3 separate regions of the Homo sapiens genome follow, and regions 1 and 2 are each linked to region 3. A link is a loop called in an ENCODE intact Hi-C map of the cell type or tissue named here. Cell type or tissue: endothelial cell of umbilical vein. All regions are shown on one strand. Links, peaks and the distances in the headings refer to the core of each region. The heading gives the core; the rest is flanking DNA. Region 1 overlaps KCNAB1 (potassium voltage-gated channel subfamily A regulatory beta subunit 1). Region 2 overlaps KCNAB1 (potassium voltage-gated channel subfamily A regulatory beta subunit 1). Region 3 overlaps KCNAB1 (potassium voltage-gated channel subfamily A regulatory beta subunit 1).

Region 1 (10,111 bases), core at 5,112-10,111, 380 kb after region 3:
GAGAGAAAGATTGGATTGGTACTTTTATACAGCACTATTTTGTATTTTGCCCATGTGGAAATTCAGTGATTACCATAAAAGGCCTGGACACGGTAACAGCTTAAGAGTATCAGTTGACAATATGGCTGTCCAAATGGGGGCAGAAGATGTGCTTGGGGACATCCATCAATCATCCATGCCTATGTTTATTCAACAAACATTTAATAAGTTCCTACTTTGTGCAAGACACTGGGCTGGTGGCTGAGCATCCAACTGCAAATAAGGCATACCTCACAGCCTGGTGGGCAAGTCAAGAAAATAAACAGATAATTTTAATACAGGTCATCATATTAAGAAGGGAACAGGGGATAAGGGAATTAGAGTAGGAGCTTGGAATTCAGGGAAGTACTTTAGGAGCAGGCAATACCTTTGGGGAATCTCAAATGACAGGCAAATATTAGTGAGGCAAAAAGAAAGGGGAAGGCAAAAGGACATTCCAGGCAAAAGGAACAGCTTGAGCAATGTGCCCCAGAATGAAGGGAGAGGAAGAGGAGAAAAGCAGCAAGATGCTTGGAGATGGAGAGGATTTAAAGACAGGTGAGTGCTCCTGAAGCACAAAGTTCAAGGTAGGGAGCCATGAAGCTGCAGAGGTAGGCTAGAAAATAAGGTTTGCCAAGGTAAGAATTAAGAACCTCATCTTACAGGACAATGAGTTATGTCAGGCACTAGCTAGGGAAGTGATATGATCAGATTTGTGTTTAGAGAGACTGCTGCTGGCTGGATGAGAGCTGTATGGGGGAAATATAAGGGGACAATTCAAGCAAGAGGTAGGAAAACCAGTTATCCAGGAGAGAGATGGTGAGGGCCTGAGTGAGGGCAGCAGTGACTGAGGAGGAGAAGACAGCTGAACCGGAGAAGACAGCTGAACCAAAGCAGTCATTGTCAAACTGAGCCCTGTATCCACACAATGGAATACTCTTTAGCAACAAAAAGAAATGGTATACGGGTACATAGTGCAACACGGAAAAACCTAGAAAACATATGCTAAGTGAAAACCAGACACAAACGACCACCTATTGTATGATTCCATTTAGATGAAATGTCCAGAAAAGACAAATCTGGAGACAAAAAGTAGATCAGTGGCTGCCTGGTACTTGAGGTAGGGATCTTATTAGGGTGATGGAAATGTTATAAAACTGCATTAAAAATGGTGAAGGTTGCACCTTAAAAATGATGGTTGGTAAATTTATAAAAATTATTTAATGTACACCTAAAATGGGTAAAATTTTTGATGTATAAATTTTACCTCAATAAAGTTGGTTAAAAAAAAAAAAAGAGCATGGTCCCAGATAGCAGCATCAGCATAAGCATTACCTAGGAGTGTGTTAAAAATGCACAGACTGCACCCCAGACCTGAATCAGAAACTCAGCGGGTGAGCCATAACAATGGGTGTTTCACAGGCCCTCTGGATGATTCTGATGCATACCAAAGTTTGAAAACCACTTGATTAGAGGAATATTTAGGAGGAATAATCAACTGGACTTAGCAGTTAAAAGGGAAAAGGGGGTCAGAACAGGACAGTTCTTAAAGAGTACTCCCAGGTTTCCAGATTGGGGAGCCACATTGCTGGTGATGCCCCCAAATGTGATTGGGAATGCAAGAAGGCCAGGCATTATAGCAAGAAGTTTGCGGTGCTGGTGGGGCATCTAGCAGGAAGGCCCAGCAGACACTGCATCTATGAGTCCAGCAACACTGAGTTCCAGGCAGCTAAGGACTCAGAAGTCCACTGTAATCACCAGCAGGCTCCTGGGGACCTTAGCTTCTGGACACAGCAAGAAGGTGACTGGGATGTGAAGAAGATCAGTAAGGGAATCTGGACTGACCTTTTAGAAGTTTAAGAGGGGAAGAAGGTTGGGGCAGTATCTAAGCAGGTAAAAAGGGTCAGAGGAAGCCTATTCTAGAATGGGAGAAATTTTAGCATGTTTTGTTGACAGAAAGACACAGTAAGAAATTTTGAAATGGGGTGATGGGGGCGGTGGGATCATGTATGAATCAAGTCCAAGAAAAGGCAAAAAGGAGATATCTCCAAGGCAGAGTTTGGTCTTGGACAGAAACCGCACACATCCTCTTCTGAAACTGGAGGATATGGATGTGGATGCTTATGCAGCAGGAGAGTGGGGAATTAAGGAATATTCCAATGGAGGGACTTGATTTTCTATAGACATTAGGACAAGGTCATCTACTAAGAGTGAGGGGGCAGGGGTTGATGGGATGGTTTAAGAGTACAGGTTTAAGGTCATTTTCGGGAAAAGAAAGATGACCAAGGGCAAGAGTGAGGCTGGCCAGGCTGGCTAAAGCCAGCTGGGAGGGAAGACGTGAACGCATAGGGGCACCAGACCATGAACTGTGAGATTCTCTCTAGCACGCTCAGCTACCCTGAAGTAGAAGCCAAAAACGCAGATGCAGCACTGATGGGGATTTGCTAAGGAAGCAGAAGAAGTGAGGGGTGTGAGGGTTCATAAGAGAGTAATTTAGATCATCAACACAGGATGAATCTTGGGTTAGGAAGAAAGGGAGGTCCAGAGAGGGCTGCCAGGTAGGTGGGAACCAAGGAACCAGAAACCTAGAGTCTACAAGAGTTCCAAGCAACAGATGTGGAAAATGAGACCATGAATACAGTGGAAAGACAGGAGGTTGTGGGCCAAGGTAGAAACAGGAATCCAGCCATCTGCTGGTGAGCAGTGTTAGGTGTTTCCAGGAACAATGTGTTTCTAGGGTGGGTAGCTTGAATGCCCTGGTTGAGGTGACAGGGCCTTATGTGGAAAGCAAAAAGGCCTTAAGCCCCGAGCCAACCCAAATGCATTGAGTGTTAATTAAGAGACATATAGTAGGCTAGCAATTGGAAAACCAGCGGAGAAGCAAGAAAGACAGCAGTGCATCTGTGTTTTCTGCTTCTACTTGAGGGCAGCTGAGCGTGCTGGAGAGAATCTTACAATCCATTGTCCAGCGCCTCTATGCATTTGCATTTCCCCTCCCAGCTGGGCTTTGACAGATTCTGTCAAATCTTCTACACAACAGGGGGTGCTGCTCAGGTTTTTAATCCTAGGAAGCACTGTACATCCTCCACAAAAAGAAGTTAATAAATTTTGGCTGCAACAAACAGCTGTAGCAGGTGTTTATAAGCTAATCAACGATTGGAAGTGCTTTGATAAACTGACCCAGTGTCCTCTCCTCCCAGCGTGGTGCCTGAGAAATGAAGGTGTGAGTTCTGTGCTCCTGGGATCATCCACTCCTGAACAACTCATTGAAAACCTTGGTGCCATTCAGGCAAGTACTGCAGCCCCTTCCAACATCAGGGAATTTAATGGTGCCTTTGAGGCTATCTCCAGGCAGTGTCCCATCTCTCCCCCTCTCTGTCCTGGGTGGGGCAAGAGTAGGGGGAACAAAGGCAACAGAACACTTTCCCAGTACATGGATCCAGGGTTGTCCTCTGCCTATGAACAGGCAGTATTCCCAAAGCTCATTTCTTGGGATGGTTTGTTTCTGTGGAAGAGTGCATTGCAGTGTTATACGTGGCAACTGACTTCCCAGGCCTCGCCATAAAAGCCGGCCTGATAACTTGCTTGGAAATTTAAGTCATAGGACAATATACATACATCATTTACTTGTTTGTTCTTTCCACAAATATTGCCCACCTGCTGTGTGCTGAGCCCCTTCTTGCTGTTCCCTGAACATCTTGTATTCCCCCTCCCATGATCTTTTATGATAATGTAGTATAACTGCCTGTCTCTCCTGTTGGACTGCAAGCCCTCTGAGGTCAGACCTGTGTCTTTGCTTTTCCACGGTTTTCCAGTTCCTAGGGTACTTACTACATGTCCCTTAGTTAACACTCAAGATCTATTGAATAAATATTTGCCATGTTTTAAGAGAAATGGGCTCAAAATTCTATTTTGGACTTCCAGGATCACATCTCCCTAGAAGCAAATTTAGGAGGCCCATCCCCATTCCCTATCCCATGAGATGGCCACTGGTCCAGGGCACTAGATGGGGCCTGCAGCCATATTCTGGGGAGCCTGTAGTGGCAGTGGGTGGGTTGAAAGGATGTTCCTGGGAGCTCTAACTAGAGGGGTGGAGTTTAGTATCTATTGTGACCACCTCCTTTCCCCAAAGGCCACAACTAGTCCTGAGCCTATCCTACTCTCAACCCTGCTAAAAGCCCTAGGAACGATCCTGCCCACAATTCCTGCCATAGCCACTACCTGGTAAGGTTATCTATTTTTCTCTTGCTCATGGAGGAAAAGAACTGTCTCACAGCTTCTTCCCTATCTACCTGTCCCTGCAACAAGCACACAGCCCTGTTACCATTCCCAAAAGGAAACAGGTGGAGGTAGCAACAAACATGATTTAAAATCTTTTTTAAAAATAGCCCAGAATACACTGTGGAATAAATGGTATAGATCCCTGCCCATTCCCCCAACCTTTCTTAGGACTGTGCAGCCGTGTAATCACCTCTGCCTCTCTGCTTCTAACAACTCCCATATCCAGCCCCATAACTCCTACTGGATTCTGTGAGGTTCCCTGTAGCTACGTGAGGAATTCTCCCTCTTATGTTCATTTATGCTCTGGGAAAAGATAAGGGTACACAGTGATGAGGGGACAGAACAGTTTGTACAAAAAAGAACTGAAATTCAATCCAATGATTTCAGTTTCACTAATATTTATGGAGCACTTATTCTATGCCTGGCATCGTGCTAGGCAGTGGGAGGACTGAGATGAGTAAGAACAGGACCTGGCCTTCAAAGAGCTCATGTGCTGGCTGAGAAACAGTGAATTAAAATATCTATCCCTTAATTCATTCAACAGATCTTTGAGAGCCTATTGTATACCAGGTACTGGAGATAACACAGGAAAGAAGAAAAACACTGTCTAACCTTCAAGGGATGTTTTACGTGCCAGTAGGAGAGACAGATAAATAGCAAAATGATTTCAGGTTATGAAAAGGGCTATTAAGTAAATAAATGTTTATTTTACTGAGACTGAGAAATGGGTGAGCCTACATTAAATGTTTTTGCAAAAAGCCCCTCTGGAATATGTTTATTCCGAGGGCTTCATGTGCCTTCATTTTTTACATTCTTTGACAACCATTCACAAGTCTTCACACAGCATGTGAAGAGTCCAGGAAAGTGCATTCCAGGGACAGGGAAGAGCAGTGGAAAGGCCCTGAGATGGGAAAGACCTTGACTTTTCCCAGGAACTGCCAGCTAAGGCCAATGTGGTCAACACGTAGTTGAGCACAGGGACAGCAGATGCACTGACGTGGAGAGACAGGCAGGGCCAGGTCTCGCAGGACACCATGGGGTTAGAGTTCATGCTACATGTAACAAGTCCTTGTGGAGGGTTTTAAGAGGAGGGACATGCTCCTATTTGAATGTCTGAAGGTCACTCTGGCTGCCATGCATAAAGTAGAATGAAGGGCAAGGGCAGTCATCCAGGCAGGAGGCGATGGTGGCTTGAATGAGGGTAGTGGCCATGGAGGGGGAGAGAAATGGATGGATTCTGCAGGTTTGGGAAAGAGAGACACCATGGCTTGGCAGAAGAGGGAGGAATTGAGGATTTTTATCATGCTAATACAGGGAGATCACTGCCATTCCTGGGGGCAGTCATAGTGCCTAGGGATGGCATATGAGGCAAGTCTAGGGCTGAGTTTTAAAAGCTGTGGAAATAGGCAAGGCAGCTGACAGGGAAGGGGACACATTTCAGAGGAAAACTCTTGAGTAATTTTTCTTCCCAAAACATTTCCTCCCTAGCAAGGCTTTGGCTGGCAGCAGGATGAGGCTTTGCCTATCCTAAAGGGGACATTATCCATGCAGCAAGACTGCTACCATTGCGGGCTTACCAATCCTCCCCTGTTCTACTTCACCTCCCCCATACCCAGCACTAAAGTCCACCCAAGACGAGTTGTGATTGGGCCCCACAACATGGTGAAAAGCAGACTGGGTGACTAGGGGTGCCCAGCAGTGGTGGCACTGGCTGCAAAAGGATGGAAAATACGGAGCACCAGCAGTTGTAAGAAAATATTTCTAGTAGGCTGGGAAGGCAGCTGCTTCAAGGGATGCCACGTGCCTAAGATGTGCAGGAACGAAGGGGCGTATATAAATCAGAGCCTGACAGATGGGAGAGACAGGAGGAGAAACCACAGCTGCAGGCAGCCCACCTTCACCTGCACAGGTTCCATCCTCCCCACTCCCACCTAAAAGGTGGGAGAACCGCCTCTCCCCCTCCTCCCCACATGCCTTAAAACCCTTCTGAGGCTTCCCATCACCCATCAGAGAAGGCCAGGCTCCACAGCAGTCGGGCCTCATCACTCCCCACCACACCTTCCTGGAATCTGAATCTTGAGCCGCTCTCAACCACTCAGAGCTTCGGCGATAACAGTGGCCCTCTGCCTACAAACTGACCACTATCCCAGCCTAGCAAAATCCTACTCCATCCCCAAGTTCCAGATCAATAGGAACCCAATCCTGGGAGGACTTTACTAATGCCCAGCCAGCCCCAGCAACATTAGCCAGACCTCCCCCAACCCACCACCTATCCCAGGCAGTGTAACATCAAGTTTGCAAAACTAGTAGCCTGTGGGGTGTTTGTAAAATCTGTAGTAGTTTACAATGTTTCAAAGTGGGGCTTCTCTTGAAAATTCTGGTCTTGTGATACTATGTCTTGTTTTATTCGAGTACTTTTATGGTTTCATTTTTTTAATGTTTAAATCTCTTTCCTATAGAGATTTGCTTTGGTGTAATGAATGAAGGATTCTTCTCCTCACGTGGCTAACCCGCTGTATTTTAGACAAAAAAAAAAATCCAACAAATCCAGTTTCTAGGTTTTTGGTCTCATTGTTACAATCTCATTTTAAATAACACATTAGCTGTTTGGACACTGAAATTCCAGAGCTAGTGGGAAACCAAATTCTTCCTTCAGCTTCAGACAGTAAAACATTAACCAGAATGAAGTTTCCCAGGCTGGCAGCTCTATTTTGCCAAACCCTAAGGCTTCTGAGGATAGCACTTGACTGGAGACAAGGTCACCTTGGCCAGCAGGATTGCAACAAAGGAAGAATGAGGTTGAAACCTCAGAATTGGTCGTCAGAATTGTATTTCACCACAGTCTCCACACAGGGTCAGACTTTTCCAGTGAGAAAGTCTGCCTTTGTCCCTTGTCTTATGGTGTAATGTGTACCCTTGGCCCACTTCTCACAGTAAATGCTAGCCTTGGATGAGCTCATCCTTTCCCGGGGCTTCAGTCAGCATGTCGGTGCAAATGACTCACAAACCCTCAACTCCAGTCCTCCGGCAGCTACTAAGCTCCACAGCTGCACTTGCAGCTGCTCAGTCACTCCTAGGTGGATATTCCACAGGCACTTTACACTCAACACATCCTATTCTCTCCCAACTTCTTATTCCCCAAACTACTTCTCCTTTGGTTTCTAATCTCAATAATCAATACCAATATACTTCTAGTTACTCAGTCTTGAAACCACCATCTTCCCCCAAAATGTCTCTCAGGTCCACTTTTCTGCTCCACTGCCCTAGTTAAGGCCCTATTGCCTGGCTTGGATTGTAATACATATCTAATATCTGTGTCCCCTTTCCACCTCCTCCAGCTCATCCTTCAAACTACCTCCAGGTGTCTGATAGGGTTACTCCTAGATCAGAAGTCCTGACAGGTTCCCCACTGCCTAAAGTGGGGACTCCATAAAATGGCATTCAAGGCTTTCCACACTCTTATCCCATTCTTACCATCCGTATCCTGTTCTTAGCATCCCCACACCTACACCAATCACTGTATACTATCACTCCAGTTCACTTTTCCATGCTATTCCATCTACCTGGGATGCCTGTTAAACCCCAGCCATCCTTCACCAGGGATAAGACCACCAGTCAGAATAAATCTCTCCTTAGTCTCTAGACCTGTGCTGTGTACTACTATGGTTCTAGCCACATGTGGCTATTGTATGCGGGAAAGATGGTGAGTCCAAACAGAGATGTGCTTTAAGTGTAACATGTTCACAAGATGTGACTTAGTACCAAAAACAACTGTCAAGTATCTTTTCTATATTGATTACATGTTGAAATAATGTTTTGGATATAATGAAGTAAAAACATGTATTAATTTCACTGTTCTTTTTAAGGTATCTAATAGAAAATTTTAAATTACAAATGTGGCTTGCATTATATTTCTGTTGGATAGAGCTGCTCTGTATTTCTATGAGCCTTCACTTATGCCTTTATGCCTTCATTTATGCAGTCAATCAACAAGGCCCCTGACCTCAAGGAGCTTACAATGTGATGGTGTTGGGGGCGGGGGGCTTAGATTTCAGCTGTGGTTTATGAAGATATATGATTCTAGATTACTTTGCTAAATATAGAGCACAAAAAACCGAATGATCAACACTGCTAACAATATCCTTTGTACTTCTCCTCCTGCTCTCAGGTTCTCCCAAAGATGACATCACATGTGGTAAATGAGATTGATAACATACTGCGCAACAAGCCCTACAGCAAGAAGGACTATAGATCATAAGGCAATGCATGAACCACAGAAGCTGCATGGTTAAAATAGCGGCCTGTGCCCAGTACAGAAAGGTGTTACTAACCAGTCTTTTGAATCACTTAGCAGCTTGCTGCTCAACCTCTAGTGTCCCTCCCTGGATTCTTTGAGGTGTCTGCTGTCGCTACCACTGTGCACATCTGAAAACTCACAACCAAGAAAATCCATTCTATTTTCTTATCTTGGACTGGAGTCACCTATTCTTGCATTGCTGTATACACCTCATGCTTATGCAATGGGAAGAATATGGGGGCCAGGGGGTGTGGTACTACCTTCAGGCATTTGGTAACTCAAAGAAGGCTGTACAGATATATTTTTTCAAAAGAACAAAATCCACAGATGCAATGTGAGTTGCGTAAGAAACAGAGTAGATAGACTAAATTCAGTGAAGGAAAGGAATTGAGAGATTTTTCTTAGTAAATAGATTATTGTTAAGTAAATAGTTATTAAAAATATATCTCACTGCAAAAAAAAAAAAGCAGTATCTTCACTCAAAAGTCTTGCTTGGAAGAATAAGCAGAAATAATTTTATATATTTTTTTTCTATTTTCACATTCATACTAACAAGTTTTGTTCCATTTGTTATTCAATAAAACAAAAATTTCTAGGTATTTGCTTTATTACCTTTCAAATATTTACTGTTGCTTGGCCCCAAGAATGGCCTTGTACAACTTATCCAGAATGTCTATTAGGATTCTAATGTTATGTCCACTTACAAGTAGAGACAGTAAAAGGATGAATACCCAATCTTTAGTGACAATGCAGCTGATTTATGAAAGAGAGGGCTACACTGCTATGGAAACTTAGCTTCAAAGAAAATGCAATGTATCTGCAATTAGGTGTTCATTTTTTACTACATTTTATTAAAACCTGCTTTATACTTTCAACTGCTTGTAGGCACAACTTCTGCAAGTTTAAATATTTGAGCTTTACAAATAAACATACACATGCTCAGTTTTTTAAGTAAACCTGTAAAATACCCAGGAAGGCAAATGTTCATTGTTTAATTAGCACTGGGATTTTATAATATAATGTTTGGTATTTTTGAGGCATTGTTAACATGAAAGTCAACCACTGGCTTTGTGAAAAATGCTATGTCACTATTCAGAATATGCTGGGTAAATTGACTTGCCTAGTGAAAAGCAAAATGTTAAAGAAAGAACTTCTGGTTCTATAATCATATTATATGCACTAAACTATATGCATGAAAGTTCTTTGCATGGATTAATGGGGCTTACCCTTGTTGCACTCGAAATCTGAGGTGTATCTAGCCCTGCCACTATTGGCTACTTACCCTCATTAATATCCCACTTGAGAAAAATTGTGAGACTATACTGTGTCAATATCTGTAAAAAGAGAGAAAACATGTTTTGTTTTTTTTTGAAGGGGGTGGTGTGGGAGTGGCCCTTTAACTCTATTTGGCTATCTGAGGATGTACAAAATTCTCATTTAATTTTCTGGTCAGCAAGTTCCCCACACAGAAATCACTCTGAGGTTTACAGAAGAACTGTAATATTATTTTAAAAT
Region 2 (10,774 bases), core at 3,600-8,599, 280 kb after region 3:
CTCCTATTGCACTTTAGCAGATCACAGTATCTGGCTAGTAGCAGGTATTCAAAATATTTTTGAGTGAATGACTGGAGAGATGATCAATTGCTAAGAAATGACAAAAGGTCCACTGAATAATAGCAAGGATGCAGCTGAAGTCAGAAATCATGAATTGCTGAGGCCCAGCCCAGTTCTTTGACTTCCTCCAGTGGTATATCAATGAAGAGACAGAATTGTGGGGTAGGGAGTGGAGATAGAGAGAGGCCCAGCATCAGGGATTGTCCTAAAAGAGCGTTGGAGACCGGGGAACCTACCACATACACAGGTGATATGGGGTCTAGGCTGGGTTTAGACCCAGAGCTGTTTCATCAGGGCTCTTGCTTCTACAGTTAGAAAGGAGCATCTGCCCACACTGACTTGCTCCAAAAGTCTCACATTAGGAGCAGTAGGCCGGTCTGATTCATTCCATGGGAGGTAACACACCACAATGTCCAGCTCACCTGTGTGTGCTTGAAAGGGGCTGACTTTACCTTCCAACATTCACTCTGGAATGGGCATGCTTCCCAGCAGGCAAGATGTCTGCAAGAAAAAAGGCACATCATGGTTAATTTGATGTGTCAACTTGACTGAGCCATGGAATGTCCAGATATTTAGTCACATTTTATTTTGGGTGCACCTACGAGGGTGTTTTGGAATGAGATTAACATTTGAACTTACAGACTGAGTAAAGCCGATTGCCCTCCCTAATGTGGGTAGCACTTTCCCAATCAGTTGAAGGCCTGAATAAAACAAAAATACTTGCCCTCCTGTGAATAAGAGGGAATTCCTGCCTGACCATTTCAAACTGGGACATTGATCTTTTCTTGCCTTCAGACTCAAACTGAAACATCAGCCTTCTTGGATCTTGAAGGCTGCCAGCTTTCGGAGTAGAACTATACCATTAACTCCTTTGAGTCTCTAACTTGCCAACTGCAGATCTTGGGATTTCTTGGCCTCCATAATCACATGAGCCAATTCCTTATAATTCCTCTATACACACACACACACACACACACACACACACACACACACACACACACCCTATTGGTTCTGTTTCTCTGGAGAACCCTGAGGAGAGATTTTGTTGATTTTTTTTTCAAAACATCATGCAAGTGTATGTGGCCAACCAGAGTTAAGTATTTGTAAGTGATATAGGTAGGAAGATATGGAAAACCTAAGTAAGGAGTAATGTGGTCACTTGCTCATTTTTCAGCTGAGCACATATTAAACCTAATGTAAAATACCGTCATCCAAATGGAGCTTTCCTGGGCTGTTCGCAGGTCAAGAGGACAATTTATGCAGCCCTGTCAGATAGGGTTTGATCTGGACCTAAGCAGTGAAGGAGAGAAAGAACACCCCCATACCTTTGGGTCCCTGTTTCACACATCCTCAAGACTTTAATTCCTAGGGAATGCAAACTGATTCCAAGGAAATGTTCTGTGTCCTTTTAGGCAGCTGCTTCATGCTTCGTCCTTGAAGAAATAAAGTCATAAAGTAAAATACTTCTTAACACCTTGGAGGACTTATATGAGTCTCTCAAAAGGTGTTTCTTCTCAACTCTGGCTGCACATTGAAGTTACCTGTTTAATTTAAAATTCAGATAATCTCATCTCAACCTAGACCTTTTCAATGAGGAGCTCCACATGCATGTGTTTTTCAAATGCTGCCCTGACGGTTCTGAAGGAAGTATCAGGGTTGGAATACATTGTCTTATCTGGATGGATTAAGATAGAAAAATGTGTGAACTGATATCTAGTGTACCCAGTGCCAGCAGCCATGATTCTTATCTACATGGCAGCAGCCGCCCGCAGATCTAGGCCTGGGAGCTGGCCTGAGGCATTTCCAACTGGACTGGAAAGCCTCCAAAGAGGAGAATCTGCCCTGCTTAGGGCTGGCCTCAGGGCAGGTGGGGTGAGCTGGCTTCCCTGCCATTCGACTCCTGCCATCTGGGTGCCAGTCTTGCCTTATGCCCCTCCCTAACCAAGAGAACTTTCTAGAGCAAAAGCAGTGAATCTTAAGAATAAACTGTGTGGGCTTCTTTTTAATGCATTCATATGTGCAGAATGTAGTCCTGGCTCATCTCCGTCTGCCTTAGTGATGCTCTCACTGCACTAAATATTTTGACACTAGGAGAACACGACATTAAATATTTAACATGGATGGTATTATTTTTATGACACCCTTCATGATTCCCATTCTTGTTGTTTAGGCCGATATAAACTAGCTAGCTCACCTATTATAACAACATAAGAGCAGCAATAATAAATATTATGAAGTGCCTCCTGGGACACTTGAGAGGTAGTTTTAAAATGCAAGCTTTCCCTGAAAGAGTTTACCAATTTTTCTGCATAACACAAACAGAGTGAACTATCGTAACTCCGAAATACCCATAGAGTTTAAATGGTGTATGAATATTAAACATACAAGAGTGTTTTAGGCATGTCACTCTTTCTGGAAAGTCTAACTTGAATAAATGTCATGATGCATACATATTAAAAATGAGCAGACCTTTGTATTTTTCCAAAATTGTCTAAAAATATTTCTTCCTAGTTTCCTACTTTTATGGATAAAATCCTTCTTAAGAATTGCTGACAAAAAGAAAGAAAGAAAGAATTGCTGACAAGTGGTTGCCTTCTGAATCAGCAGGGACTGCTGGCCACATGGCTTTGCCTCTGCTCCCAGGAGTCTATTAGGAGTGATGATATAGCTTAGGTAGGAGTGTGGCAACCTAATATTTCACACGCTGTCAGAGTTGAGGCTTAGGGGAGAACTCGAGGAGAGAAAATAGAAGGGTCTGTACACAGAGGGGTTTATTCAACAATCTGGGCATGCAAACAACCCATGTGCATGCATGCACGCACACACCTCATCTCTCTCCATGCAGCCACAAAGGGATAAGTAGCCCTCATTTGCCAACCTATGATTCAAAAATGAAACAAGTGGCTTCAAAACCATTAGTAATGGGGGACAAAAGGTCCTCTCTAGGCCCAGATCTGGGCAATTTGCTGAAATTCATCATTTATAAAGACGATCTCACTAAACATCATTACAGCCATGAGATGGAGAATTAGTCCTTGCAGCCACCAGCTCCATTGTGAGAAAACAGGGTCAGGGAGAGGCGATATGTCTTGTTCAAGGCCAGTGTTAGAGACAGCAGACTCACCCATTTTCTATCCCTCCCTGCTCCACTAGCAGCCTCGTCCCTTATGGCCCATCTACTTCCAGCCTCCAAGCACACACAGCCACTGCTGTCACCCACATCTCTTCATGTCCCAAACTTCCGCTTCCTCCTTGAAATGAGAATGGCTGCACCAAATGTGTAGGGCCCCTTGCGTCTCTCACATTCAGGCAGTAGTCAGGTGATGTCATGATTAGGTTCGGCATGACTCTGGGTTGGCAGCTTGGTGAAAATGTCTTTACTTTGGACTAGAAAATGTCAGAACCTGAATGACTCCTGACATCCATCTCCAGAGTTAGGGTAGACAATGACTTATGAACGCTCCACAGACAGAATGGGGACCGGAATCCATGTCTCTTGGCCCACGATCAGGTGTGCTTTCCCCATGAGAAATTTCAAAGTAAGGATGCAATTGAGTGCAGGCATTTTGGTTTTTGTGTGGATACCATCAATGAAGCTCCTAGTGCCTGCCTTTCCCTCCTTTGCACACTGCCCTAAAGGCTTCACGAGGTCCCCATAGTTCCTGTACTCTAAGCAGCAGCCTGACTAAGGCACATCTTGTGTATATACAAGTCTATTCATGTTGTTTACCTCGGGTTTGCCTGTGCATTCTACATTTATATAAAGATTATTTTTCTAAACTCTGTGCAGCATAAAAACCCAAATGAAATTTTTGTAATTTCAATCAATAATGCAATTAAGCTTATCTAACAGTAAGGCAAAAAATAGAGAATCATTTGAATCCTGTCTGCCAGTGGAGTGGGGCTGTGCTGTGTCTGTGCCTGCCTCTGGTATGCCCAGGTGAGGAGAGCACAGGGCTGCAGGCAGTCATCTCTGAAAGTGCAGTGTACGTGGCTGAATGACCCTCCAGGGGCCAATGCACCGAGGATGACTGTGCAGACATTCATAGGAATGCCTTAAGGGCCTCAGCTGAATGAAGAAGAAATAAAGTCTCAGTTCTTTTCAGGCGTATTGAGTATGAATGAATCAGAAACCTTCCACAGTAAGCCAACAGAAAACCCAGCTCAAAGCAAGCCAAGACGTCAGCTCTAGCAAAAACACAAATTTCTAGGCCCACATGAAAGAATTTCTAGGCTCACCTGGACAGTGGACCCATATGGGTTTATCTGGGGATCAAACTGTGAATTCTGTGAGCTGCAGGTTTGTTCTATTCTCAAGCTGTCCTGAAATAGGCAAGAGGACTGCAGAAGCTTCATGCCTCACATCCCATTGGCTCTGGTTGGTTTATGTATCCATCCCTGAGCCAATCATCAAAGACTTCAGTCTCTCAAGACCCACCCTGACACTGGGGAAGGGTACTTTAAATCCATCCAAACTGCATTCTGGGAGTAGGGAAGTGATTCATTCTCAAAAGAAAATTAAAGAACTCTTAGCTAAAGAGGGGAAATAGTGGCTGAGGTAATAAGCAGATGACCACCATGAATAGTTAAGAAGAAAACATATTCCTGGATCTGGGATGCCTTCCCCTACTTATTTGGCTTATCTGAGCCCTTTCTATGTCATTGGTAGCCATAGTTGAAAACTGAAATTCTCCCAGCTTTTTCTATGGCATGAGGTATGCTCAGAGTTTTGTGAGTCAATTCAATTTGCCTAATTGACGAAATTTTCCATTGCAGGGTAAATATACAGCTTTGCCTTCTTGATATACTCTCTCGTTTCTATGTTTTTAATAATCTCAAAGGATTAGTGAGACCTAAGGCTCATTTACAAATAAAAGCTTCATCCTAACACCTGGATGATGAAAATATGCAAAGAAGGACCTCCATGAGAGAGAAGCAGAAAATACCATCAATACTCATTTCATATCTGACAACTAATTACAATTAGAGGAAAAAGAGGCTACCAACACATAATTATAGGAAATGGGTGATGAGGTAATGAGCAATGGCTAAATTGGAGCTGACGGTCTAACCATGAGGATTTCTTTAGCTGAAAAGAAGGAAGCAGGACCTGATTTGGTTCTGTGCCTGGAATTAGCTTCATTTTTCTTCATAGTCTCTTACTTTGCCTCCCTTCCCATATCTCCACCTTATGCTTGACAATAGCCTTTCCTTTGGCCCTTGCTGAGCTGTTTCTTTTGGCAGCAATGTCTGTAACTGCTCTCTGAAGAATAGAGGACACAGGACTGGTCCTGAGACATGTTGCTACAGGTGACCTTCTGTCTGACTTCGTTACCTAACCCCACCATTCTCAGGGCAAAAGAGAGGAGCACAGCAGTCCCCCTCCTTTTCAGTGCCTTCCAGGGAGGACTGGTTGGCTGTCCTGGCCCTGCTGATGGATTTGCTGCCTCGGATGTTGCCTGCGTCTCAGTTTGTGAACTCTTAGACACTGCGACTGACTCGGTCATCCCTGTAAAGCACGGCCAGGCACTTTTTCTGTCATTTTTTCATGTGTTCATGGATTTCACAAAGATGCAGTAGACGCTGTGCTGGGGAAACAGGGAGAAACGACACACAGATGCCTGCCCTCACAGAGCCTATCTAGGGAGTGGAGGAGACGTGGTTCTCAGGATGAATCAGATCCTTGGGCTATATGCCCCTAAAGGACACCCTGCATTTTTTACTTGCGTTTGATGGTGATTAATTTTTTAGCCTGACTTATTTCCTGCTGGATTATCAGTTCAGAACACATGACTAGAACAGAGAAAAAGGTTCTCAATATACACTCATTTATGGAATGACGAGTGAAAGAATTCAGGACCACACAGTCAGTACTCTGAAGGAAATATAAAGCGTCATGGAAACATGTACAAGGGCTGCCTAAGCTAGGGTTAAGGGAGGTCATGTAAGGCTTCCTGGAGGAAGAGTAGTAAAGGATAGATTGGGAAGGAGCCAGGTCAAGGAGAACACAAGGAAAAGAACAATTAAACAAGAATGTGATAGAAGTAGAGAGGCAGAGAGATAGAGGTACAAGACATAGAAATGGCCCAGGGGAGGAAGTGACCACCTCTTTTGGGGGAGTAGGGGAAAGTGCTGCTGGAAGCCACCTGATGTTGAAGGATGAATAGCAATCTGTCAGCTTGACAAGGGAAAGAAAGCCACAGGCATATCTTGTTAAGTTTTCTATTTACTCCTCACTTGGGTTTTGGCTTGATTGTTGCTTTCCTGAACATTCAAGTCTGGGCTAGAGGCTTCCTACAAGTTCCCATCACGATCCCTCTTATCAATATGTTGCCCCGTGGTTGTATTTATTTTCATATTTGCCTGTCTTACCACTGGATTGAGAGTTCTAGGAAAAAGAGACCATTACTATCATTTGCCATTTTGACACTACCATCTGGCATGGCTCTGGGGGAACATTGGGGGTTTAATAAATATTTTCTAAGTGAATTAATACATACATTTCAGGAAGAGGAGCAGCTTGGAAGCCTCAATTAGCATGGCCTGGAGAGGGAGCCATGTGGGAGAGAAAAATGATAACAGATGACTCAGAAAGATTATGAAAAGCACTGAAGCCATGTCACAAAGCTTGGTGTTTATCTGTTGTGTGATTGGGAGTCATGAAAACATTTAACTCCAGGAGTCACTTGGCCAGATACATTTTAGTCAGCTCACCATGGTCACAGTGCAGATGGCAAGGTGGTGAGGGTTGAGAATAGAGGTGGGGAGACAAGCTCAACGACTTGAGTATTCTCACTTTTACGGAAGATTAAATGTAGCAATACATCAATTGCCCACTCACTGTAAGCCAAGCTCATCATACTGTCAGCATATACAGACAGCCCATACGGAAGGTATATCAGGGCAGTAAGGTAAATGAGGCTTGACCAAATTGGCAAAAGCAGGTAGAGAAAATACAAAAGGAAATATATTTAAAAGCATAAAATAACATATCAGAAAAAGATCTCTAATATAGGTGTCATCATAGTAAACTACAAAGTTTCTGAGATTGGGTGAGGAAAAAAAAATGCTAGTTCCTAGATATTTTCTGTAAGGAAAAGGTCAAAGATAAATAGAAAATAAATAAATGGGCAAACAGACAAATCAAAGAAGAAAAGGAAATCAAATTTGAAATGTAAAATTAATATGAAATAAACAAACTAGAATTCAAGGCAAAGAAAAGACAGTAATGAGAGGTGATAACTAGTGGGGTGGAGTCCCTGAGAAAGAAGAAGGAGTTGGGATCCATAAGATAAGTGGAAAAATAAGCATTGAATAGAAAGGACACCCTTCCACAGTGGCAGGAAGAAAGGAAGAGAAGATGGTACTGTTTTAATTTATGTTCTCTTTGAAGCAGGCTCTGAAACAAGGATTTGAAGGCAGGTAGTTTGATGATTTTTTGAGATGTGAGATTGGAAAGGGAAGGTGATAAAGGACATATAATCAAGTCAGTGCTAGTGTGGGTAACTGAAGCTGGAATTCCCCTGGGACTCGAGCCAGTGTGGAATGCACACCTACCTGAGAGTGAGGGAGATGGGGTGTTTCCATACCATAGAGAGTCATCAAACATCTAGAAGCCCCAGGGAAAACGGGCAGGGCACCAATTGTGTCTGCCATGGGTCAGATAGTAGATATGGCAAGAAGTAGAGAGGGTTATAGTTTGTCTTGCTTTATTTTCTTTTTGAAGCAGGAGGCACTATTACCTGCTGAGGTTAAAGGAAGAGGACGTAGGACCTGAGGTTGAGAAAAGTGGGGCAGGTTTGAAATGCACACATTGGAGAAAACTGACTAGAAAACAGAGGACTGTTGAGGGTCTATGAGGGACTAGAGACAAAGAATTTACACTGTGTCAGTCTCTATAGTTTGTTAATTTCCCCAGCACAGCTCAGCACCTCGGTTATAGGTGATGAGCAGCCAGATAGTCAGATTTATAAGGATGTGGGTTTTTGTCAGGCAGGTGCAATGAAAGGACAGTGAATCAATGGACTTGAGAATAAAGCAAGAGAACCTTCTAAATGGTGAACCACATCATCTAGCCACCCTGACCCTCCTGGATAAGGAAGGAATTGAAGACAGACATTAGACAGAAGAGAAGGGAAAGAGTTTGAAGTCAGAGTATGTGGGGAGAATGTACAAAATCTGCAAGAGTGAGATTCTAGCTCGTGGAGATTAATGACCAGATCTTACATATATAGATATATTTGGAATTAAATAAGGCATACCTTCACCCAGGTTCTGTTGTGTGCATGTTCAGTTCTATTTTTCATGGCAGCATTGCTATCTTGTTGTATTTTTACCCCATCAACATTTTCTTCTGCTCCATCTAAAAGTCTATGTCTATCTTTTTATTTTATTTTAGTTCCAGGGTACATGTGCAGGATGTGCAAGTTTGTTACATAGGTACATGCCTGTCCTGGTGGTTTGCTGAACCTGTCAACTCATCATCTAAGTATTAAGCCCCGCATGCATTAGCTATTTTTCCTGATGCTCTCCCTACCCCTGCCCACCCCCAACAGGCCCCAGTGTGTGTTGTTACCCTCCCTGTATTCATGTATTCTCATTGTTCAACACCTACTTATGAGTGAGAACATGTGGTGTTTGGTTTTCTGTTCCTGCATTAGTTTGCCAAGGATGATGGCTTCCAGCTCCACCCATGCACCAGCAAAGGACATCTCATTCCTTTTTATGGCTGCATAGTATTCCATGGTATATATATACCAGATTTTCTTTATCCAGTCTATCGTTGATGGGCATTTGGGTTGACTCTGTGTCTTTGCTATTGTGAATAGTGCTGCAATGAACATATATGTGCATGTATGTTTATAAAAGAATAATTTATATTCCTTTGGGTGTATACCCAGTAATGGGATTGCTGGGTCAAATGGTATTTCTGGATCTAGGTCTTTGAGGAATCACCACACTGTCTTCCTCAATGGTTGAACTAATTTGCATTCCCACCAACAGTGTAAAAGTGTTCTGATTTTTCTGCAGCCTCACCAGCATCTGTTGTTTCTTGACTTTTTAATAATGGTCATTCTAACTGGCATGAAATGGTATCTCATTGTGCTTTGATTTGCTTTTCTCTAATGATCAGTGATGTTGAGCTTTTTGTCATATGTTTGTAGGCTGCATAAATGTCTTCTTTTGAGAAGTGTCTGTTCATGTCCTTTGCCCACTTTTTAATGGGGTTGTTTATTGTTTCTTCTTGTAAATTTGTTTAAATTGCTTGTAGACTCTGGATATTAGACCTTTGTCAAATGGATAGATTGCAAAAATTTTCTCCTGTTCTGTAGGTTGTCTGTTCACTCTGATGATAGTTTCTTTTGCTGTGCAGCTCTCTAGTTTATTTCCATTTGTCAATTTTTGTTTTTGTTGGAATTGCTTTTGATGTTTTTGTCAGGAAGTCTTTGCCTGTGCCATGTCGTGAATGGTATTGCCTAGATTTTCTTCTAGGGTTTTTATAGTTTTGGGTTTTACATCAATGTCTGTCTTGCATATTTTTTTTAAAATTGAAGTTTATACTTGAAAGTTTGTGATATCCACAGTGTCCTAAATGCATGCAATTTATATAAGCAGTGTAAATTTAAGAAGGATTGGTCTTTTATTCAGGGGGATTAGTGGCTGCTGTGTTGCTCTTCCAATTGACCCATTGGAACCACATGAAAACAGTGGATTTTCAGTTACCTCTGCTAAGAGAAGGGAACTGTGAAATCGAAAATCTAATTGTATTTTTGTTTGTCTTTGGAATGCACTTTCTATTTCTATTTGAATCTGGGTGTCACAGGCATAACATGTCAGTGGAAAATCAAGAGTCATCTACAGTTAATAAAATATGTAGGAACAATATAAAGATTTAGTACCCCATCTCAGGGTAGCATTCGGTTAAGCTTTTAGATTGCCATAATAAATTAATCATTCTGCATGGCACCAGTGGGAGAAATTCCACTCTGACCCCATCAAAGTGATGCGTCCCACTTGCACCTTACTCTAGCAGGACTGGTGGCCCTTGTAATCTTGTCCCAGAAAACGAGACTGCTGATATTATTTTTTTTTATTTCACATTTAAAAAAATTCTGCTAAGCTTCTTTTGCTACAGTCATTTGCTGCCACTGGGATTTTTGCAGAAGGTTAGTAGTACTAATAAAATGAAGGGCAAAGCACCAAAGAGAATCTTGAAGGAATAGTCTGTAATTCTTTATTTGGTCAGGGCGAAAGACCCTGCAAGGTATTACAATCTCCATTTTGGGGTCAAGGCCACCTTCAACCTTCCAAATTTTTCTTCATCCTCTAGGACCAGTATTTATTGTCTCTCTTCCTGTCACTCCAAGGCTTCTCACTGTACTGGGACCTCATAGAGTTCATTCCTACAACATCCCAACCCACTGCTTAGACAAGTTGTCATCTCGGCTGCCATTACAGTCACAGGGGGAGCTTTTAAAACATACCTGTGCCTGGGCCTTTCCTCAGACCAATCAAACCAGAATCTATTGCTTTGGAGCAATACATCAGCTTCCTAGGTGGTCCTCTTAATTGGGCCACAGTTGAAGATCACTGGCCTGGATAAGGAGCTCCAAATTCTGGCTTCCTGTGCAGCTGAAAGGTGGCCTGGCTCCCCACCTAAGTTACTTGCTCATCCAATGACTGAGTCCACTGGAGGCTTTGAGTACCTGGGAAC
Region 3 (10,774 bases), core at 3,504-8,503:
AGTCATCCCCCAGCCTCTTCTGAGACACCTATGTGGATTCCATACTCCCCATAGGTTTTGGGCGACTCTTCATGATGCCTTGGTGGGGAAGGCTCTGTTACCTTGGAGATGCCAGATACTGCCTTGGACAAGGGTGTATGCTACCATATCACACCCTAGTAAGAAATGGGACTTAGGAGAATGTTGCCCCTAAATCAGTTTGAGGGGAGAAAAGCACAGTTTAATTGATCATTAACCCTAAGAAATAGCCAAGGCTCTAAATTATGATGAGCTTGTGCTCTGACACATCTTCCTGACACATTTCTCCATTACCCACTCCCCAATGTCCTTAGTGCTCTGTTTATTCTCCCTTTAAGACACTCGCTTACTGCCCTTATTTAAGACATTCTCCTGCAACCATTTGGAAAGGATTTTTAGGAAAGAGAACCAGGGTTCTCTTGGCTCCTCCCCAACTTAGCTTTAGACCTTGATTTCTTATAAACATAGTTGGGGTTAAGAGAGAAGCTGACTTTCATATTCTTACTTCTTTATTATGATTTTTCCCCCTCAGGAAAAAGAGGGTGGGCAGGGGACCATGGCTATGTTAAAAAAACAACCTCTGTTAAGCCTTGTTTTTTCTATTTTCTTTTTTCTTGTAAAGTTGAAAGAAAATGGGCATTGAAGTTAAACAGACCAGAGTTCAAATTCAAGCTCTGCCTGTTTTAGAACTGTGTGACATTGGGCCAGTCATGACATAGAAATGTCTAATACAGTAGGTGCTCACTGGGAATGGAGGTTTTCTTCCCACTTACTCTGTAGTGTCTGTCCATCAGTCTAAGTGGGGGAGGGATTGAAACCCTTTAGGTGAAACATATAAATGGATAAGAGAATATTCTCAAAAGGAAAAAAAAAAGAATAAGACAACCCACAGTAGTTCACAATCTGTGTAGGTTTCCATGCTCAGCTTTAGAATTCTGAGAGGTCTGGAAGAGCCGGGTAAGCTGTTTTCCATTCTGAATTTGGTCAGACGCCATTGCAGACTTTAGCCCAATACCAGCTGCTTGGGTCCCTCGATCATCTGTGAGAGAGCATTATGTTGTGTTTCCATGGAGACTTCGTTTTATTTCTAACTAAGGTTGACCAGGAGGAGAAAAAAAATAAGTAAATATGCAAACACATGCATCAATTGAAAAGAAACTGGAGGACATTGAATGTGGTGTAAAAAGTGCCAAGTTGCTGTGTAGATCCTTCTGTTGGCTTAGAAATCTCAGCAAAAATAGAAGTTTTAAAATTCATTTTATCAGTGACTATAAAATGGTTACCTAAGAGGGTCTTCAGTTTACTACTAAGAGGCTGAAAATTAATTGTCTTTATTACATAGCACTGAACTCTAAGCCAGACAGTAAACACGAGCCTGAGTCAAGGTTAAAATACACTGAGGAGTAGTTTTATGAGAAAAACACCAAAAATATCTAGACTGAGTTAAGATGTAGCAAATACCTAGCTTTGAAGCAATCTTATAATACTAACATTGGCAGGAGAAACTTAAACAGATATAAAATGAAGCTCTAATCCAGGGACAACACTTTTCCTGTAAAAGGCTAGATAGCAAATATTTCATGCTCCAGGTTCGTATCTGCCTCTGTTACATCTACTGACCTCTGCTATGTAGGGTGAATGTGGCTATTGATGATATGCAAATGAGTGGGCACAGCCATGTTCCAATGAAACTTTATTTATGGACACGGAAATTTGAATTTTATAGTTTTTGCATATCACAAATCTTATTTTTTCCTCCAAACCACTAAAAATGTAAAAATCATTCTTAGCTTGTGGGCCATACAAAAACAGGTGGCAGGCTGGGTTTGTTCAGCAGGCCATAGTTTGCTGACCCCTGGTTTAGAAAGCAAGGCCTTCAGTTGCTCAGGTTATGTATTTACTTGTTTGTATTTATTTATTTTTAAACCTTTTTGTTTCCAGAGGTATTTAAGGAACTCAAATGCATATAATTGAGAAAGATAAAAATAAATTACAAAGAAGATAGAAAAAACAGTGCCAAGAAAGACCAAAAGAGCAGGAAGGGAACAGAGAGCCTGGGGTGAGGGACCATGCTGTGTATAAGCCAATGTGTTGCAAGAGTTAGACCTGGATTTGGCTCTGTGCTTTCCAGCAGCATTAAATTGTGAAGAGGGAAACTGAGCCCTTTACAAAGTTACAGGGTCCTTGAGTTAGAGACAAGCCAGTTGCTCCATAATGGCACACCTCTTCCTGATCTGTAAATCAGAGAGAAGTTCCTTTTGAGGTTCTTCTTTGTGTAAGGAATAATATCCTTGCAATATCCTTATAGCAAACACAGCAGCAAGGTTCCTAGAGGATCTTTCCTGTGGAGCCCCTAATATTACTATCATATCAAATAATAACTCAGTAAAGACAAATAGGTGCATAATGGAAAAAAGTGACATTGTTTAAATAGAAACCATATTGGCCACTTTGGGCTATGCTTTAAGAATTTTCCAATAACAAAAACACAGATTTCTTTTTTATTCTTTTTTTTAAGAATGACAGGGCTTCTCCAGGTTCATGGAATGAAGCAATTGTTTCTAGAAAAATAAGTGTTATTTGCCAATCAAGGATAAAATTTTCTAAAGCCTTGAGCTGACGGCAGGGAGAAGGCTATAAAAGAAGAAAGGGAAAAGTAGAGAAACTCTTGGAATTCTTAACTTGAGATGGGCCTTAAGGATAATCTGCTCCAATTTCTGGTCTTACAGCTGAAGAAAATTGAGGCTCAGAGATGTTGAGTGTCTAGCATGAGGTTGCACTTCTAGCTAGCAACAAAACTAGGACTAGAACCCCTGTCTCTTAGTTCTCATTCCAGTGCTTTCTTCAAGCTTTCCATATTTATTCCCAGCTCCCCAACCTCCATCCCACCACATGCCAAGACACACACACACACACACACGCACGCACACGCACACACAAACACACACCGCACCCTGGAGATACTGCAGATCCAGCCATATTCACCGTCCTGCTCTGTCTACTTTTCCAGGCTCCCCGTTATTGTGCTCTGTGACTTGCTTAGTCCTGCTGCTTTGCATGCTTACCCTCCACCTTCTGCCAGAATCATTGAGTCTCTACTCATCATTAGTTTTCCTACCTGGAATATTCTTACACATCCCACTTGCCTAGGTAACTCCAACCCACAGGGTCTCCTTTTGCCCCTACAGCATTGACCACCAGACTTTTCTCTATATAGGATATAGATTGTTAGTTATTTGTGTGTGTGTGTATCTTATTGTCAAAATTGTGCATCATGACCTTGAGGATGAGGACTAAAACTTATATTTTATACTTCTTCAATGCCTTTGCACTTAGAAAGTGCTGGTACATACTTGTTGCTTGATTGAGGTGCATCCATTCAGAAGTTGGGAAAGAGAGAAACCAAAGAGCAAGTAGGAACTTTCCTTTTCCCTGCTAATAGTGCTCTAGCCCCATCTTTTCTCCTGTATCTTAGATACAATATGCTACTTAATCTTGTTAAGCCTCAGCTTCCATATCTGTAAAATGGGCCTAATTTAACTTACTTCACAATGGCATTATAAGAAATCCATAAAGTCACATATGTGAAAGTGCTTGGCTCACTGCCTGCTAGCATGGGAACCTAAGTGCTCCCTTGCTTCAAGCTCCTTTTTAACCAATCCTAGTAATCTATCACTTAGGCATCTTTAGCATTTCCAAAAAGAAGTGTGTGTCTATTTATAAAGGATAGAGGGACAGAAAATAAACACCTAAAATAGAATATTGCACAATTCTGAACATATCACCCTCCTTTCATCACTTGCTTTTTCATTTTCTTTCTTTTTTTTTTTTGCTGTTGCTATTAGGATCTACTCAGAAAGTGTTTGTTTTTCTTTCTTTTTATCTCACACATGGGCTCCTAATCAGCTTGGCCTCAGGAAGTGTGGGAATAAATAACTCTTCAAACGATGTAATACGAAGGTATCTTTTATCAACTGCTGCATTTCCAGTGCCTGGCATTGTGCCTAGAACAAAAATATTTGAGCCAGAATGAAATGAAAAGGACTGAAACTTCCACCAGCTTGCAGTGTCTCTCCCATTAGCTTGCCCCAGTGTCCGAAGATCTCCCTAGACTGGAGACATCAGTTCTCAGAGACTTCTGTTAAAAGGGGAGTGTGCTTGCTGAGTGGTGGCCACGCTAATCTAAGCTACTAGATGGTAGACCAAGAAGGAAACCGGACATAGTCCAAGCCTGACCTAAAATAAGAGAAAACAGGAAGGAAGCTTCCAGGCTAGATCAACAGAAAAGCTCGAGTATCCGAGCATGGTACATTACTACGGACTATCATAGAAGCAGGAGGGATGGAATTGAAAAAAAGGGGAAGGAAAACTAGAGAGAAACCTCACTTAGCTACCAGCTTTTCTCAGAGATGTCAGGGCAGAGAATTTGAAGGCATAAATGAGAGTTTTCATTGATCATTAAACAAAGACTCCAGAGATAAGTAGGAACAATTTTTCACCTGAACCCCTCTCTGTGGGTTCTGTCACAGTGCAAACATGATGTTCTAGCAGAAGGATTTAAAGACAAGCTCTTCCCTCCCTCCTCTCATCCCCTGCTTCCTTATCTACAAAATGAAGCTGAAAAACCCTACTTCAAAGGGTAACGCCATCCTCTCAAAGAGGCATATAGTGGATACCCAGGAAAGACTATCCCTCTTGCCCTTTCTCCTTTTCATAGTATTACAGGGTTGACATATGTGGAAGTTGAAAATTACATTTGTTCCTAAATTGCACTTACTTTCATCCTCCCAGGACCCTCCAAACCCCACCAAAAACACCCTTTCATCATGTGTTCTTGTGACCTGCCCTTTTCATGAGACACTTGGCACACTCAGACCTGCTTGAAAAGTATTAATAGCTAGAGCTGTGACTGTGAAAATCAATAGCCTAGAAAAATGCTACTCATGCAGGGGGTTGTATTAAAAAATGTCCACATGATTTATTTTAGATGACCTAATTTGGTAAGTCTCTGGGCCTGTGCTTATTTGCTGTGAGCTCTCTAGCTGTTTTTCTCCTTGCATCAATATTTCTGGAGGAAAGTAGATGACACCAAGATGGCTCAGGCTCAGGACGTATGTGATTACTTGAAACCTGAATAGGCTGCTGGTGAAGGGCTGTGGAGGCGTAGTGAAAGGGGCTTATTCAAAACAAACAGAACGTGTTATTTCCTATTGAATGGAATAGAAATTCTAAAATAAGTATGTTTTCAAAGTGTCAGTTTAGATAGAAAATGCTTAGAATTTAAGCAAGAGTGAGAGACGAGTGCTGCTTGGGTTTGAAATATTGTTGAGAGGGGCAGATATTCAATCTGTTTTGAAATTTCCACTTGGGGTTTTCCAGGATAAAAGTTGCTTTGTTTATGCAGCATGACGAAAATACTGGAAATTCAGGGCTTGAGAACAATACTGGGTTACAGGGATCCGTGCTTTCTTATATACAAGTTGTTGACAGCGGTTTCGTCTGAAAAAAAGTGAGCATTTTGAAATCTGATTTTCATGACCGAGGAGTAACTGTAGGCCAAAGATGTTTTCACCCAAGAGAAAAACAATTCCTGAATTTCCCTGCAGTGCCTTTGAGTGCCACTGGGATGTGCTATTTCATAAAGAAAAGGAAGCTCTTCTGTTGCCTGAAACGCTGCTAGCAGAAAACTTTATTCAGACAGTCCTAGACTCGAACTTAAATTTGAATCTATGTATTTACCTTGATTATGACAATGGGAAATTTTATATAGTGAGAAAAAAATTAAAAAGGTAAGACCAGCATATTCCTAAGGTTCTGAGAAGCCTAGATTCCATGGCAAGCCTATGTTATTATAACCTAACCCAGTTAGATATTTTATAGAGCAAATTTTCTATGTCTGGGAGTTTTCTAGCGTAGGGGGTTCTGAGCTACACCACAGACCTCTGGGCATGGCTGGTGAAGAAAGGAAAAGTAGACATCTCATCCCCTACCATCTTTCAGAGAATATTCTGTTGGTGTCAGCCCCACCTCAGGTGCAGGCACCTTGTTACACAGTTAAGATGGAGCAGACTGGAACGTGTGTGCTATCTGGACTGCACGGGAGAAGGCCATATCAAAGCCTGTCAATGCTCTCAGAACCATGGTCTTGTGGGCCTGGCTCATCACCAAGTTAGGAGATGGCCCTCCTCTGTACCCACTGTTTGTTTTCACATATCACGTGTCACCTCTCCACACTTAGAGCGAGTGCCTCCCATCCAGTGATTCCTCTTCCTCTCCTTATCTAGTTACCAACTAATTCTCCCTAAGTTTTAAAATATAGATGCTTTTTAATAGAGTGTCTGCAAAATATATCATCCAAAGAAATGAATCCCTAATGATGGGAGTACAGGTTATTTTTAGACAAACTGTCTAGTACTTAAGGCCAGAACTATTTTAAAATTTTTATCTGAAAATAATTTCAAACATAAGGAAAAGTTGCTAAAATAATATAAAGAACACATCTGGGCTATTTATTCCTTAACATATTGTTAACATTTTGCCCCATTTGCTTTAACTTTTGTTCATGCTCTCACATGCTCACTCCTTACAACCCACCTCTCCATTTATTTTTCCAAGCTTTTTAAAACTAAGTTGCACACATCATGGCTTTTTAGTCCTCAGTATCTCTTAATAGTTATGATATTTTCTTATCCCCAATACAATTAACAACTTTGGTAAAATTTACATAAATATGATATTTTAATCTACCATTGTATTCTAATTTTGTCAGCTGACACAATAATGCTCTTTGTGGCATTTTTTTACTCCAGTTGTACAGGATCAGTATTGGATGGCAATATTTTGTTGTCATATCTTTTAGGTCTCCTTCAATCTGGAACAGTTCAGGAGAAATTAATTTTAGTATAGGAAGGAGGTCAAAGGAAAGACTATGACTAATTGCAAGTCCGCCTTGGGTTGGGAGGTGGCGCTGTGGTGCCACACAATTGTTATGCCTGCAGGAAGGTCTCCTGGATATTGTTACCGTGTCCCTGACAACGACTGTGTCTCCCACAGCTACCCAGCGAGGGTTACCACGTTTTCTTCTGGAACTTTAGGCCCAAAGCTGAGGGATCTCATAGGCCTGCTGACCTTATTAGCCTACATAAATCCGGTCCCCTGTGTCCCTGTGCTCAGCACATCCCCTGAGGGTGGGTGTTAGTGGTAGGTGTGTTAAAAGGGAGTCACCAGGCGTTAAGAGGGGTAAGGCCCTCTGAGCACTGATGGACCACAGACACGGTTACCTCAGGATTGTCTAGCCCCTAAGTCAGGTGCCCATAAATGAGCTGGGTTAGGAAACCATCCCAAGAGGCTGAAGTGGCAGCCGAAGGAGAGGCCTGATACCAGCTGGATTCAGAGTGACGGGAGTATGGATTCTGGCCTTAGCTTCTGGTGAACCCACTGTGGGAGGGGTGGGAGCTTTCAGAAAGATGCAGGTTCTCAATGGGCTAGATGGAACATTTTTAGACAATGGATTTTGACCCAATTGTCTTCTGTCATTTTCTCCTTCATGATATTCCTCTTAATTTGCTAAGGCAGATGAGATAGAAGCTCTGACAATTGTAGAGTGTGGGTGTAAAATGTGCAGCTCATTAAGTATCCAAGCTCTCCGTTTAGCATTTGAAGGGTTTGTAACAGGTCAGTGATTCACCCTGCTTTTGGAATTTTACGGCACTCTATAACTCAGTGCATAGTGACAATACATGCCTCTAGAAGCTAGTTACGGTTTCAAAACAGAGCTATGATTACTTCCAGAGATGACCATTGTATAAGATGGGCACCTTTATACGTAACTTCCCAAAAGGTTAACTCTCGTTGTAACTTCTTTGTAACATTCCATGCTAGCACTTTCTTCCTCTACCTCTATTTTTCCTTTTGGCGCACTTATTTGTTTATTTCTGTATTGTCTGTCTCTCTCACTGGAATGTGAATTCCAAAAGGGCAGGGATTTTATCTGTATAGTTAATTACTGCATTCCCAGAATCTGACATCTAGTGTAGAGCTCAATAAATATTTGCTGAATAAATAAATTATTAAGCAGGAGTCTAACAAATAAACCTTCAATGTTCACTGGAGGACAAGCCGCTGGATATCAGTCACAGGGCACCACTTCACCAGGATCCATAGTCTCCCCAGCGCTCACTTCCTAACTTTCTCTCTTTACCAAAAATCCAAGTATCCTTATTTGAGATAGTGATACTTGAGGATGACATTGTTCTCGTAGGAAATAGGTCCTTAAATCTTGGATTTTAAGATGCTTTGAGGTGACCATATCATGCTCATCATGGCATAGCCCACTGTATGTTTGTTTCTTCTGAGATATCCATTTTGTTTAACCTTAATTTGCTCATTTACTTCAATCATTCATTAAGTTTGTGATGATTAATTTTGTGTCAGTTTGACTGGGCCACAGGGTGCCCAGACATTTGGTCAAACACTATTCTGTGTGTGTCTGTGAAGGTGTTTTTGCATGAAATTAACATTGGAATTGGTGGACTGAGTAAAGCAGACTGCCCTCCCCACTGTGGTTGGGCGTCATCCAGTCATTTGAAGTTGAACAAAAACGCTGACCTCTCACAAGTAGGAGGGTATTCCTTCTGCCTGATTGTTGGATCTGAGACATCGGTCTATTTCTGCTTTCAGAGTTGAACTGAAACATCAGCTCTTCTTGAGTCAAGTCTTGAGCCTTCCGGCTTTTGGGTCCAAACTTACACCATTGACCCACCTGAATCTCAGGCCTTCAGATTTGGATCAGAATTACACTATTGGCTCTCTTGCATCTCCAACTTGCCAACTGCTATTCTTGGGAGTTCTCAGCCTCCACAGTTGCATGAGCTAGTTCCTTATAATCAATCAATTAATCAGTCAATCCCTATCTATCCATTTATCTATGAATTTATCCATCTCCTGTTAGTTGTGTTTATCTGGAAAACTCTAAGTAACATAGATTTCTCATTGTACTTTCCTCCAAAAAAGTTCTCCATGTGTTGCTGCCCAGGCCTATTCATAGTGGGGCCTTGAGTTACCTTGACCAGAATGAGACACTCGTTGCTTTCACTCAGTGTGAATTCCTGTTTCCACTTAGAGGTGGTGCTTTCTGAGGGAGGTTTAGCTGATTACAGTCTGACTAAGGTCACCAGAAGTAGTGCAGATAGTAGTGCAGATGTCTAACACACTCATATTACAGAGCCATGGGCCTCTCCTTCTCCACTCCTCTCACCACCAGCTAGCTCTTCTTTCCCTTTCTACCAGTTGTCCCTCAATCCCACTGGCAAGTCCTCTTTAAGTTTACTCTTTTCCTCATTTCGCCTTTCCATCTTATTACAGGAGGGGTCATCATCTCATTGTAGCAGCCAGTTGTCATCCTCCGAACTATGGGGGACAAGTGTGGAGAGCTAGCTTACCTGTTGGGATTCCTAGCTGACTCGTCCTCCTAGATAAATGCGCCAGAGGATTTTCTGTCTATTCAGTAATTGTGGATGAGTGTGGGTTCTGGTTAGACTTCTTGTTCTTGGTATAGATCAGACTTTCCCATCAACTATTTGACCTACAACTGAAACACTCTTTCACTGGTAATTAATAGTTGCAGGCTGGTCCTTGGTGGTATCATCAGATCCATGGGTTTTCTTACTTAAGTCTGCCCTACTCTACCACTTTGGCAAGACCCTGGCCCATTTGACTCAGCAAAGGTAGTCAGTGCTGCTGGGACTGGGCAATGGCAGTGGAGGGGTCATGCGTTTCTACTTCAGAGGGTTGGTTACCTGCAGGAGCCTGGGTGAGACTCATTACAGTGGACAGAATCCAGCTATCTTCTTTCTGCCCCTTCTTCACAGGTACCTCTCCAAGGGCCTTCCATTTCTGACCTAATGTTCACCACTTCTTGGGTTCTGGATCCTGTATGGGTTAAATATTTTCCCTAATATGTCTCATGACTGTCTCATTTAAATTGTTGGATAATCCAAAACATATTCTTATACAAGATGGAAAAACAGGTTCATGCAGCCAAATTTACTAATACAAATTATATGATACATTGGTGACACTCTTTACAAAGCTATTTTGTATGACCACTAGTCAAGCCTCGCTGTTTTTGGTACACTATCTATTTTTACTGAACCATCTACCTATCCCCCCTGCCCTGCCACCACCCCTCACACAGATTCATCCAACAGCTCTCCATTGAGTGCTCACCTTGAGTTATGCACAATTCCAGGCATTGGAGATACAGCAGTGAACACTTAGGCTAAGTTCTCTGCTTTTTAAAGGATTTAATTCTAGTGGGGACGTGCCAGTTAATGAACAAAAATAAATAAATAAAATTTATAATACTTTAGAAGCATAAATTCTCTGGAGAAACACAAAGCACAGAAGGAGGATGAGTATTTGTGACAGGGAGCAGTTGCCATTTTAAATAACATAGCCAAGGAAGGCCTCACTGAGAAGACAGCATTTGAATAAGTACCTGAAGGAGGTAGAAATGACAATCATTGAAGTTTCCGGGGTAAAGAGTATTATAGACAGAAGGAACAGTATATGCAAAAGCCCAGTGTGAAAGTCTGTAGAAAGAAACAAAAACAGCCAGTGTGTCAAGGGCAGAGTGAATGAATGGTAGAATAGTAAGAAATGATGTCAAGAAGGTAAAGGGGAGAATTGAAAGTTCAGGAGGTCCTCAAGAATGCTCTCAGGTTCAGTGATTCACTAGAAGGACTCACAGAACTCA

What was found. Hi-C counts contacts between places; a loop is a spot of excess contacts. Peaks named below come from ENCODE experiments on the same cell type or tissue, not always from the same donor. Only the 100,000 strongest peaks of a DNase experiment are listed, where the experiment ranks them.
Region 1: it touches region 3 in a loop (5-fold over the local background); 28 of 110 quality-filtered maps call a loop at or near these places.
Region 2: it touches region 3 in a loop (2.5-fold over the local background); 17 of 110 quality-filtered maps call a loop at or near these places.

What each region holds. Positions count from the first base shown.
Region 1 is chr3:156,528,191-156,538,301 of GRCh38, forward strand. KCNAB1 (potassium voltage-gated channel subfamily A regulatory beta subunit 1) reads left to right here. Exons shown (of 14, transcript NM_172160.3): 13 at 3,219-3,307; 14 at 8,468-10,111. The coding sequence ends at 8,557. Among named protein-coding and RNA genes, the nearest start is that of SSR3, 22 kb to the right of the region's middle. RefSeq lists an enhancer at 5,548-6,047. In endothelial cell of umbilical vein, for the core only: no CTCF peak of the experiment used is centred there; a DNase peak (open chromatin) is centred at 7,241; H3K27ac peaks cover 1,121 bases.
Region 2 is chr3:156,427,474-156,438,247 of GRCh38, forward strand. All of the region lies in intron 2 of KCNAB1 (potassium voltage-gated channel subfamily A regulatory beta subunit 1), which reads left to right. Among named protein-coding and RNA genes, the nearest start is that of KCNAB1-AS1, 14 kb to the right of the region's middle. In endothelial cell of umbilical vein, for the core only: no CTCF peak of the experiment used is centred there; DNase peaks (open chromatin) are centred at 5,308 and 5,868; H3K27ac peaks cover 1,414 bases.
Region 3 is chr3:156,145,023-156,155,796 of GRCh38, forward strand. All of the region lies in intron 1 of KCNAB1 (potassium voltage-gated channel subfamily A regulatory beta subunit 1), which reads left to right. Among named protein-coding and RNA genes, the nearest start is that of KCNAB1, 30 kb to the left of the region's middle. In endothelial cell of umbilical vein, for the core only: CTCF peaks have their summits at 5,633 and 6,977; DNase peaks (open chromatin) are centred at 4,069, 5,619 and 6,999.